Linked DNA regions of Homo sapiens: region 2 is linked to region 1. Evidence: read pairs that join two places in POLR2A ChIA-PET (ENCODE). Cell type or tissue: OCI-LY7. All regions are shown on one strand.

Region 1 (5,000 bases):
TCAAATACTCCATGAGACGGTTGTGGAATGAAGTGGTTCTCAGGGCCTTCCAGGAAATGCGGGCTCTGGCAGGGGGCTCATCCTGATGTTCTGCGCTCTCCCTCTTCCCTGTCACTTTTGTTCAAATTCCTAGAGCCCTCTTCACCTCTCCATGGCAGGAATGATATTTGCTTCCTGTAGACCAGGGGTTCTTTTTTTGTGCCAGGGACCCTTTGGTTCTCTGGGGAAGCCCGTGGATCGATCCTTTTTCAGAACAAGATATTTAAATGCATAAAACGAAATACACACGGATACAAAAGAAACCAGTTATAGTAGGATACAATTATTAACATTTTATACAACCAAATTTTTGATGTAATAATGTGCAACTTTATCAGCGCATTCAATCACAAGATCTAGCAGTGAGCCTAATACTATCATAATTTTGAAGTAATGAGGAATGTAAATGACATTTTAAGATATTCAGAATAATTGTAAAGTGATTTCTACTGGTGACAAAATTGCAGGTGCCGTTAATACTACTTCAGTTTGTTGCCCACATCCCACATGGAAGGGATATTTCAGTTAGAGGTAAACAAAAGTAAAGATGTGGATTTTTCTCCATCTCCAGTTTGAGAGCTCCCTAAATTCCATCCATTGGACCATCAGTTCCAGCCTCTCTTACTCTCCCTTCTCAATAGTCTTCTGGCCCCTTGTGAGCCTATAGAACGTAATACAGGGCCTGGAACACAACAGAGCCTAGTATTTGCCTTTTGGGGGTGAAAATGGGCCTTGCAGGTCCTCGTTAAGTGCAGATTTGCCCCAGCTGTGGTGAGCCAGCCGGCACGGGTGACCAGATGCTTCCTTCAGGAGGCACAGGTGCTGGAATGCCTCACAGAGTCTCCTGCTTCCCAGCAGCTGCCTGGAACTGGGCCTCTCCCTGCACAGGAGGAAGCAGGGTTCCAGGATGCAGAGGACCTTCAGGTCTGGTTCATGCTGGGCCACAGGGCTCCTCTGCAGCCTGTTGAAGATGCCACGTGGTTCACAAAGCCTGGGCTTTTGGGCTTGGCTGTGGGCTGCCAGCAGCACGCACTTTCCCTCTTTGGCCCCAAATGGGCATGGCCGTGTGCCCCCCACCCCCAGCCCTGTTTAGCTGAGGCCATCCTGCTTGACAGATGGGCCATTTGCTTCCTGTTCTAGAGCTGAGTGGCCGGCTGCCTAGTGGAAGGCTATAATTAGCAGAGTGGAGCGGATGGGATTGCATGCTGGCATTGACAGATAATTTTATCCTCAGATGGATAAACTGATGTCATCAGAGATGTAAATATCATTTGGAAATTTTGAAGTTCCTGGGAAGGTTTATGCTGGCCTCTCCCCATGCCCGCTGCTCTTGGGAGCACTTGAATGGGGAGGCCAGAGAGGCCTGTGCTGTATGGGGAGCTGCCTGGGAGTTGCCTGCCAGGCTGCTGGGAGGGTTGGGGTGGCAGCTCCTTCTGCTAGACCAGGAGAAATAGGGCCTAGGATTGCTTGAGGGAGTTCTTGGTTTACATTTGCTTTGGGAGCTTTTCCCATGGGGTTTATGGTCTGGAAATGTCTCAAGGCTAACTAGCAAGGAAATGGCAATGCTTTATAACAGCAGAGAGTGAGATCAGAGCAAGGGGTTTTGTTTTCTGCCAGCAAGGGTGTTCTGGAGTGGGTCCCAGGGCTCTGGGGAGCTTGTAAAAATAGAAGAAGCCACTGACTGCCTTTATGGAGAGGGCTGGGGTCAGTTCTGCTCAGCATTGGGGCCAGTGGCAGCTCTGGTGTTTGGGGGATGGTTTCCAAAGCAGACTACCTTAACTCAGAAGCACAGTCTCAGGCAGGAAGGAGGAATGGGAACAGGATGGGGGCAGGGGAATGGGGAAGGATGTCAGCTGTCCCCATCCTGCCAGGGAAGAAGAAGCATTTTTTTTTTACAACAGGGAACACAGAACTTTCAAAAGTATATCGGGCCAGTTCTGAAAATGTTAAGATACAATAGTTGTGTTCGTTCCACGACAGGGTGAGAATTACGCTTTTCATCAAAATGGAAGATAAAACCCTACCTCTGCTACCTTCCAGTACCCGAGTCCCTGAATATTTTATTCACTCCATGCCTGGACTCTGAAAACTTCCATGCTCTATGGGGTTCTTATTTAACCATGATTCTCTGCTTTGAGGTGGATGAGCCTCAGGGCTCTTTTATTTGTCCAGGTTTAGAGTTTAGTGAGTGATTCCTCATGGGTGGAGTCACTGAGGAAGGGGACTTGGCCTTTTTTTTCTTTTCTTTTCTTCTTCTTTTTTGAGACAGAGTCTTGCTCTGTCACCCAGGCTAGAGTGCAGTGGTGCAATCTCGGCTCACTGCAACCTCTGCCTCCCTGGTTCAGGCGATGCTCCTGCCTCAGCTTCCCAAGTAGCTGGGATTACAGACATGTGCCACCAAGCCCGGCTCATTTTTGTATTTTTAGTAGAGAAGGGGTTTTGCCATGGTGGCCAGGCTGCTCTCGAACTCTTGACCTCAAGTGATCTGCCCACCTCAGCCTCCTAAAGTGCTGGGATTACAGGCGTGAGCCACTGCGCCCGGCCTGGACTTGGCTTTTTAAAGGCTGCTCGCCATTGCTCTCCGAGGACCTGGGGCACTTAGGCTGCCCCCAAACAGTGATTTCTCCATGTTCTGGGTTTTGGAGCATGACTGTGTCTGTCCAGATAGTCTCTGGTTTACCTTTCTCTACCAAAAAGTAGATATTTTTCATGGTCTTCATTTTCCTGTAGAGGATGAGTATGTGTATGTGTGTGTCCTGCCTTCTAAGGCCAACTTGTTAGTAAGTGGCTGATGGCTGAGCTTGTCAGTGTCTTGAGTCCCTGCCGGCCTGTGTGTTGGAAAGGCATCCTTCTAGACTGGGGGGAAAGGTCTCACTAATCCTGGATTAATTTTCAAACCAAGGGGAATGGCACTTAGCCTTGAAACATAGCAGAGTACTGGATCCAAGTGAGATGGTTTCCTGGTAATCCTCTGTTATCCTGTGTTTCTGCATAAGCTCTGTCTGCTTATTTGACTTTTGGCATCCCCGTCACGCATCAAAGCTTAGGAGGAAGCAGTCACTTCCCTTTATTCAGGACTTAGCTCTCTTTAGAAGGAGGTCACGGGCATCTGCTTAAGGACATGATGATCAGTAAGGAGACCCATGAAGTCAGTTTAAGGCTCAGGCAGCCCTGTGAGTGGCTGGAGGGGCGGCCTCCTCGGTGTTTTGCATGGTGACACTGGGGTGGCTATGCTCATGTCACCTCCCGACAACATCTGTCTGTATCATCCCTTCCTTTCCTTGGACCCTAGCTGACAGCACCATGTCTTCCACTTACTCTCCCATGTTGCCTTCAGCTTAGTGGAGAAGTCCAGTTATCTGATGACTTGTCCCTGCCCTCTGGAACATGAGGCCCAGAAAGTCAGAATCCTTGGACAGGCAGGGGACTGGGTAGACAGTGCCTGACTTGAACTCAGAGGGTCTATTGGAAAGCCCAGGTCTTGTTCATTCAGAAGATGTTGATCATAAATGCTGATTCTACTTCCTCAGTGTCAGAATGTCTTGGTGCTGGGGATGTCCGAAGCAATTGAAAAATCCCTCCTGGAGCTTATGTTCTAGTGAGGAAGACAAATTCAAAAAAAAAAAAAACCAACCAGAAATAGTGTAGTATGTTAAATACTGGTAAGTGCAAAGGAGAAAATAAAAAAGAGAAAGGAGATCAGGAGTTTCATGGGGAGGAACTTCCCATCTGTAAATAAAGTGGCCCTGAAGGGCCTCCCTTTGCAGGCGGCAACTGAGCAAAGAAGAGAAGGAGATGGGGGAGTAAGCCATGAGTGTGTCAGGGGAAGAGCATTCCAGGCAGTTGGAACTGCCTGTGCAAAGGCCCTGGGGTGAGCACACATGGCAGTTGACAAGCATCAAGAAGCCTGGGTTCTCCTAGTGGAAAGTTACAGGGTGTTCTGTGACAGCATGTCCACTATTAGAAAAGTTGAGTGAGGGATTCTACTTGCGAATTCCCTCAAAATTCTTCCTGCTCCAACCTTTGGCCTTCTCTGTGGTCATCCTGAAAGTAAATTCCGTGTTATGGTACTGTGTGAAATGTCTGTTGCCCTGAGCACGGGGTGACCTGCCTGTTTAATACGCGTTGTGGCGGCCTCGCACTTCCAGGTTTGTAGTGTTTCCACATTCATTCACTCGCGAAAGCCGTGGTGTGAGCAGTGCAGAAATGAATGTCTTCAAGTCTGTCTTTCAGATGAGAACACAGACTCACATGGTCAAATGCCTGTCCAAGGCCCAGGGTTAGCAAGTAGCAGAGCTGGGGCTCGAACCCATGTTCTCTGACCCTCCAGCCAGTGGCATTTCCCCTAACCCATCTATACTCTCCTCTAAAGTGGCATCTCCAGATTGGGTCTGTAGTAGTCTGCTAGGGCTGCCATAACATCAAGTACCAGACTGAATGGCTTAAACAATAGACATTTATTTTCTCACAGTTCTGGAGGTTAGAAGTCCAAGATCAAGGTGGCAGGGTTGATTTTTTTTTTTTGTTGTTGTTGTTGTTGTTTTTTGTTTTTTGAGACCGAGTCTCGCTCTGTTGCCCAGGCTGGAGTGCAGTGGCACAATCTCGGCTCACTGCAAGCTCCACCTCCTGGGTTCACGCCATTCTCCTGCCTCAGCCTCCCGAATAGCTGGGACTACAGGTGCCCGCCACTATGCCCGGCTGCTTTTTTGTATTTTTAGTAGAGACAGGGTTTCACAGTGTTAGCCATGATGGTCTCGATCTCCTGGCCTCGTGATCTGCCCGCCTCGGCCTCCCAAAGTGCTGGGATTACAGGTGTGAGCCACCGCGCCCGGCCTGCAGGGTTGATTTCTTCCGAGGCTTGTCTCTGGCTTGTAGACGCTGCCTTCTCCCTGCGTGTTCACACAGTCTTCCCTCTGTGAGTGTCTGTGTCATAATCTCTTCCCCTTATAAGGACACCAGTC
Region 2 (5,000 bases), 83 kb after region 1:
CAGAGACTAACAAATGGAAAGCACTAGCAGTGTGCCTAGACATAGTATACTCTCAATAAAAAGTAGTTGTTGTTAAGCAAAGATAGGTGATTTGTGGGGAGGACATGCCGTTTCAGCCCAGAGATCCCTTCAGAGCTTGGATCCTGGGAGTGTGGGTGATTTCCTGGAATAAACCTCTCCTGAAGAGGTCAGCTATCGGGACTCAGACCTCACCTATACAATGCACCCAGGCAGGCTTCTTCCCTTCCCACGCCTTCAGCCTGCAGAGAGCCCTCTGCCTGCCCCTCTTTTCTGTTCTCAGTCTTATGTATTTGGCAGAGTTTTCTCCCTACCTCCTCCAGGAAGTCTCAGTGCTGTGCTTATACCTTCATGCCTTTGCTTGACCAGTTTTCCTCTGGTCTCTGTCAGTCAACCAGAAACTGCAAGAGGGCAGGTTGCAGGATGAGCACACGGAAGCTCAGGGATGTGCTGGTTCACACGTAGTGACAGCACACACACAGAAACAAGTGCAACACATGGCACACACACATACAACCCTGAGGCAGGTATGTCAATTCCTGCTAACAAATGGGATCAGAGGTTAGAAAGCCTGAGATGCAAGAGCAGAAGAAGGGGGGACCTGGCCTTGTTCACTGTGGGGTTCATGGTGCAGAATTTAGTACACTGTGAGCAGTAGATGCCAGGGGCTGTCAGCAACTGGAGCCAGGTTCACTGCTGAGGTCTGTGTTGTCAGAATTCAGTGCCAGGTAGAGGGCCATGACGATGAGGCACTTGCCTTCATTTCAGGGGACTGCACCAAGAGACCTGGACACTGGAGGTCAAGAGCTGACCTCCTGCCAGGATGACAGTCATTCCTGGTGGTGCAATGGTCACAAGAGTGGAAATCTTAAAAGCCACCATTTATTCTGCACAGGTGCTGGCACTTGTCTTGTGTTACTTTATTTAATCTTGACAATTACTCTATGAGAAAAGTAACATTGTATCCTTTTATAGTTGAGGAAACTGAGCCTCAGAGACATTAGGCCATTGGCTGAATGTCACACATCTAAGAAGGGGCAAGGCTTGGATTTGAACTTCTCCAGGCTGGCTGTCTGTCTTTGGATTCAATACTCTCAGCTACAGCATTATATATGCAATTTCTGCTGAGCAAAAAAGGATATTGGGGAAGGATTTACTGTGGAAATTACATGCTATCTGGAATTTGTTTCAAAATAATTCATGAAGAAAGTGCCAGGAAAAATGGGTGGGGATGTAGGTGAAATATAATTGTCTCTGAGTAGATAATTCCTGAATCTGGGTGATGAATAGCTGAGAATTCATTATGCTCTTCTCTCTACTTTTGAAATTTTCCATAATACATTTGACTTGCTCTGGGTTCTACCATGGGTTCTACCATGAGTGACCTTGAACATGTTGCTGAACCTCTGTATGCCTCTAGTTCCTCACTAGACTTGGCTCCATCTGTCCCCAACTAATTGCAAGATTGCAATGCCACTCAATCTATGCTCAGGGAATAAAGAGTGTAACAACACCTGGATCTGCTGAGACATGGGTCCCCTTATTTCTAAGGGCAGCCACAGACCCTTTTTAACTAAAGATCTTTCTTTTGCCGCCCACTTCCCAGAAAGAAAAAGTCAGAGAGCTGCCTGTGCATTTGGTCTGTGTCTGAACTTCAGGAATGGAAAAACAAAAATAATTGTGTGTGTGTGTGTGTGTGTGTGTGTGTGTGTGTGTGTGTGGTGGGGGAATGTGCAGTGTGCTGCTCACTCCACCTGTGTGGGTCTCCTCGTCTCCCCTTCCAAGTAGCCACCTGTTCATTCCTCATTCAAAAGGGCCCTGGGGGCCCCAGGCAGAAGGGTGGTGCCCAGACCCTGGGGGAGGCAAATGAGGCTCTGGGCCTCCCAAACACTGGGGATGATAAATGGGGTCCGAGTCTTTCAGGCTTCATTATAGAGTCGCCATGGGTTTGCCCAAACCATGGCAACCGATTCAAGCAATGATTAACCTAATAAAGCAGAGGCAAAGGGGAAAAAGATGCATTCAAGACCCCAAGTCAGGCCCTGGTTCTCTAGAGGCAGTAAATTTCCCTTCAGTGGGTGCAGTGTTCAGGCCCCAGACATCCTAAATCTATGCCTTCGGGAGTGGGGGCAGGGAGGCCTGTGAAAGCCTGTGTGAATGGATGTCAGGTATCAGCTGGGGTGGCTCAAATGCACACATAGCAGTCCCCTGGGCCCTTCTTGGAAGCCAACCCAGTACTGGGGATAGGGAGACATCTGCTTTAACCCCAGTAGTCAAATTACCTGGGCTTTCTTTTTTTGAACTCTGGTGTATTTGACCCTGAGGAGGTAGTGGTGTGTGTATGCATGTGTGTGTGTGTGTGTGTGTGTGTGTGTGTGTGTTTGTGTGTGTGTGTACATATGTCTGTCTGCCTGTCTCTGGGGTGTGGAAAGCAGGTAGCAAAGATTTCTATGTTTGATCTCAGCCAAAAGGCCGAGAAGCAATTGGAAGCAAAGGTTTCTGTTACTGTCAATGTGATGGGCAGCCTGTAAAATACCCACCATGATCTCTGCCTCCTGGTATTCATGTCTCTGTCTTGGATGTCCCCCCTTCACACCTTGGTTGCTTGCATTGAGGGAAGCCAGTTGCCATGCTGTGAGCCACCCTATGGAGAGGCCAACATGGCAAGGAGATAAAGGATGTCTCTGGCCAAAAGCCAGTGAGGAACTGGGGCCCTCATTGCAACAGCCTTTGAGGAATTGAATTCTGCCAACAACCACACGAGTGGGCTTGGAAGTGGCTCCTACCCTAGTCAAGCCATCAGGTGAGACCATATTCCCAGCTGACCCTCTCTGACTGCAGCCTCATGAGACACCTGAACCAGCTAAGCCACACCTGGATTCCTGACCCACAGAAGCCACACATGATAAATGTTTCTTGCTTTAAGGAGCTAAGTTTTGGGTAATTTGTTATGCAGCAATAGCTAACTAGTACAACAGAGGCAGTGTAGCTGGTGATGATGTTATGTTAGCAGGAGCCTCAGTTTGTCTCCGTAATGATCAGGTTTGGGTGCTTGGGCAAGTCCCATCACACTTGCCTGGTTAATTTGGGAAGGTCAGTTCTGGCTCATGCTTTCTTCACTACCCATCTGTAGGAATAAGACGGAGACGAGATGGGTGCTATAATGAGTCTGCCTCATCTTCATCTCATGAAATCCTGTGAGGTAAGCACGGTTTTCTCCATTTTTGTAGCTGGAGAAACTACAGCTACAGCAAGTTACTTGCAGAGGCTAAGTAACTTGCCCAAGGTAATAGGATTAGGAAGTACTGGAGTTGAGATAGATCCCAAGCCTCATGCTCTTTCCACTCACTCAGGAGGGATCTCAGTTTCTCAGGAGGGATCACCTACACATGAACTACTGGCATTGTTACCATGATCTCAGAAACAATGATATGGTACTGTTGTGATAATCTGTTCTTACTTAGTCAGATGGGACATCTTCTGAAATAGATTTATAGGCAGCAAAGGACAGGTTATTTTTGTGCAGAGGATATGAAGCAGGAGGGTTAGTGGGTCTCTATATGACTCATTCATCCATTCATTTATTCAACAAAATTCCTTGGCCTTTATGTGCTAGCCATTCTGGGGAGGGATAAAGATTTCTAAGCAAATAATTGCAATGCCTTTTATTCATTTATTAATAGTCAATTCACTCACTCATTAATTCATTCTGAAAACATGTGGCATTTGGGCTGGGCACAGTGGCTCACACCTGTAATCCCAACATTTGAGGAGGCTGAGATGGGAGGATTGCTTGAATCTAGGAGTTTGAGACCAGCCTGGGCAACATGGCAAAACCCCATCTCTACTAAAAATACAAAAAATTAGCCAGCTGTGGTGGTGCACACCTGTAGTCTCAGCTACTCAGGAGGCTGAGGTGGGAGAATCACCTGAACTCGGGAGGTTGAGGTTGCAGTGAGCTGTGATCACATCACTGCACTCCAGCCTGGGCAACTGGAGTGAGACCCTGTCTCAAAAAACAAAAAATAATAACAAAATATATGACATTTAGTCCAAAATGGGTAATCAGTGTTCTTCTCATTGGAGACATGAAGATGAACATAGTCCCTGCCCTTGAGGAGATCTCACAGATCAATGGACAGTGCAGATAAACAATCACTACACTACCTGCAAAATGCTACAATATTCACATGCACAGGATATTATGGGAGCAGGGAGCAAGGAAGGAGGCATAGTACAGAGAAAGCTCCCAGGCAGAGGTGATATCCATGTTGAAGGTTTGGGGAGGGAAAAAAAGAGAGAAGGTTTAGACAGACAGAACAGTGTGTGTGTGGGATGGGGGGAAAAGCATTGAAGGGGTACCTGAGTGTGTGTAAAGGGAAAACTTCAAGCAGGTCATCACTTCTGGAGGGTAAATATCAAGGCAAATGAGGCATTGTGAGAAAGAGACTGGTGTGGCAGGACTCTGGCCATAAGCATACCTGACTTTTGATGATGAAAACAAATAATAATAGCATATGTAATCCAATTTAATCCAGACCACGATGCTGTGGTAGAGTCTGCCCACTGCCTGCCAGAATACATTCTTCACGTCTTCTAGGCACATAGTCGCTCTTCCAGCTAGATGAGGCCACGTGATCATATTCTTTTTGTGAAATGTGAGCAGAGGTGATGTGTGCTACTTCTGAGCATAAGTTTTAAGGCTGTGGGTAAGCCTCCTCCATGCCTTATTTCCCCTTTCCCCTGGCTGGAACTTATGGCAATGAAACTTCAACCATTTGGTTGGCAAGGATCTGGGAGCTGGTGGAGGAAGAAGATGAAAGGATCCTAGTCCCAGAATGATGTCATGGAGCAGAGGTTCCCACCCACCTGGAATACTCACCTCAGATTGAATTATTAGAGAGTCTCTCCTACAGCAACCAAGCTTTAAGCTTACTAGAACCCTAAAAAGTAATATCGCTATCCCCATTTTATGGATAAAG

What was found. ChIA-PET counts read pairs that join two places held together with the same protein. Peaks named below come from ENCODE experiments on the same cell type or tissue, not always from the same donor. Only the 100,000 strongest peaks of a DNase experiment are listed, where the experiment ranks them.
Region 2: POLR2A ChIA-PET joins it to region 1 with 7 read pairs; 2 of 35 experiments call an interaction of 5 or more read pairs at or near these places.

The regions. Positions count from the first base shown.
Region 1 is chr10:69,478,415-69,483,414 of GRCh38, forward strand. The region is part of intron 1 of TSPAN15 (tetraspanin 15); the gene reads left to right. Among named protein-coding and RNA genes, the nearest start is that of TSPAN15, 29 kb to the left of the region's middle. In OCI-LY7, no CTCF peak of the experiment used is centred here; a DNase peak (open chromatin) is centred at 3,117.
Region 2 is chr10:69,560,990-69,565,989 of GRCh38, forward strand. No RefSeq gene overlaps it. Among named protein-coding and RNA genes, the nearest start is that of NEUROG3, 9.9 kb to the right of the region's middle. In OCI-LY7, no CTCF peak of the experiment used is centred here; no DNase peak of the experiment used is centred here.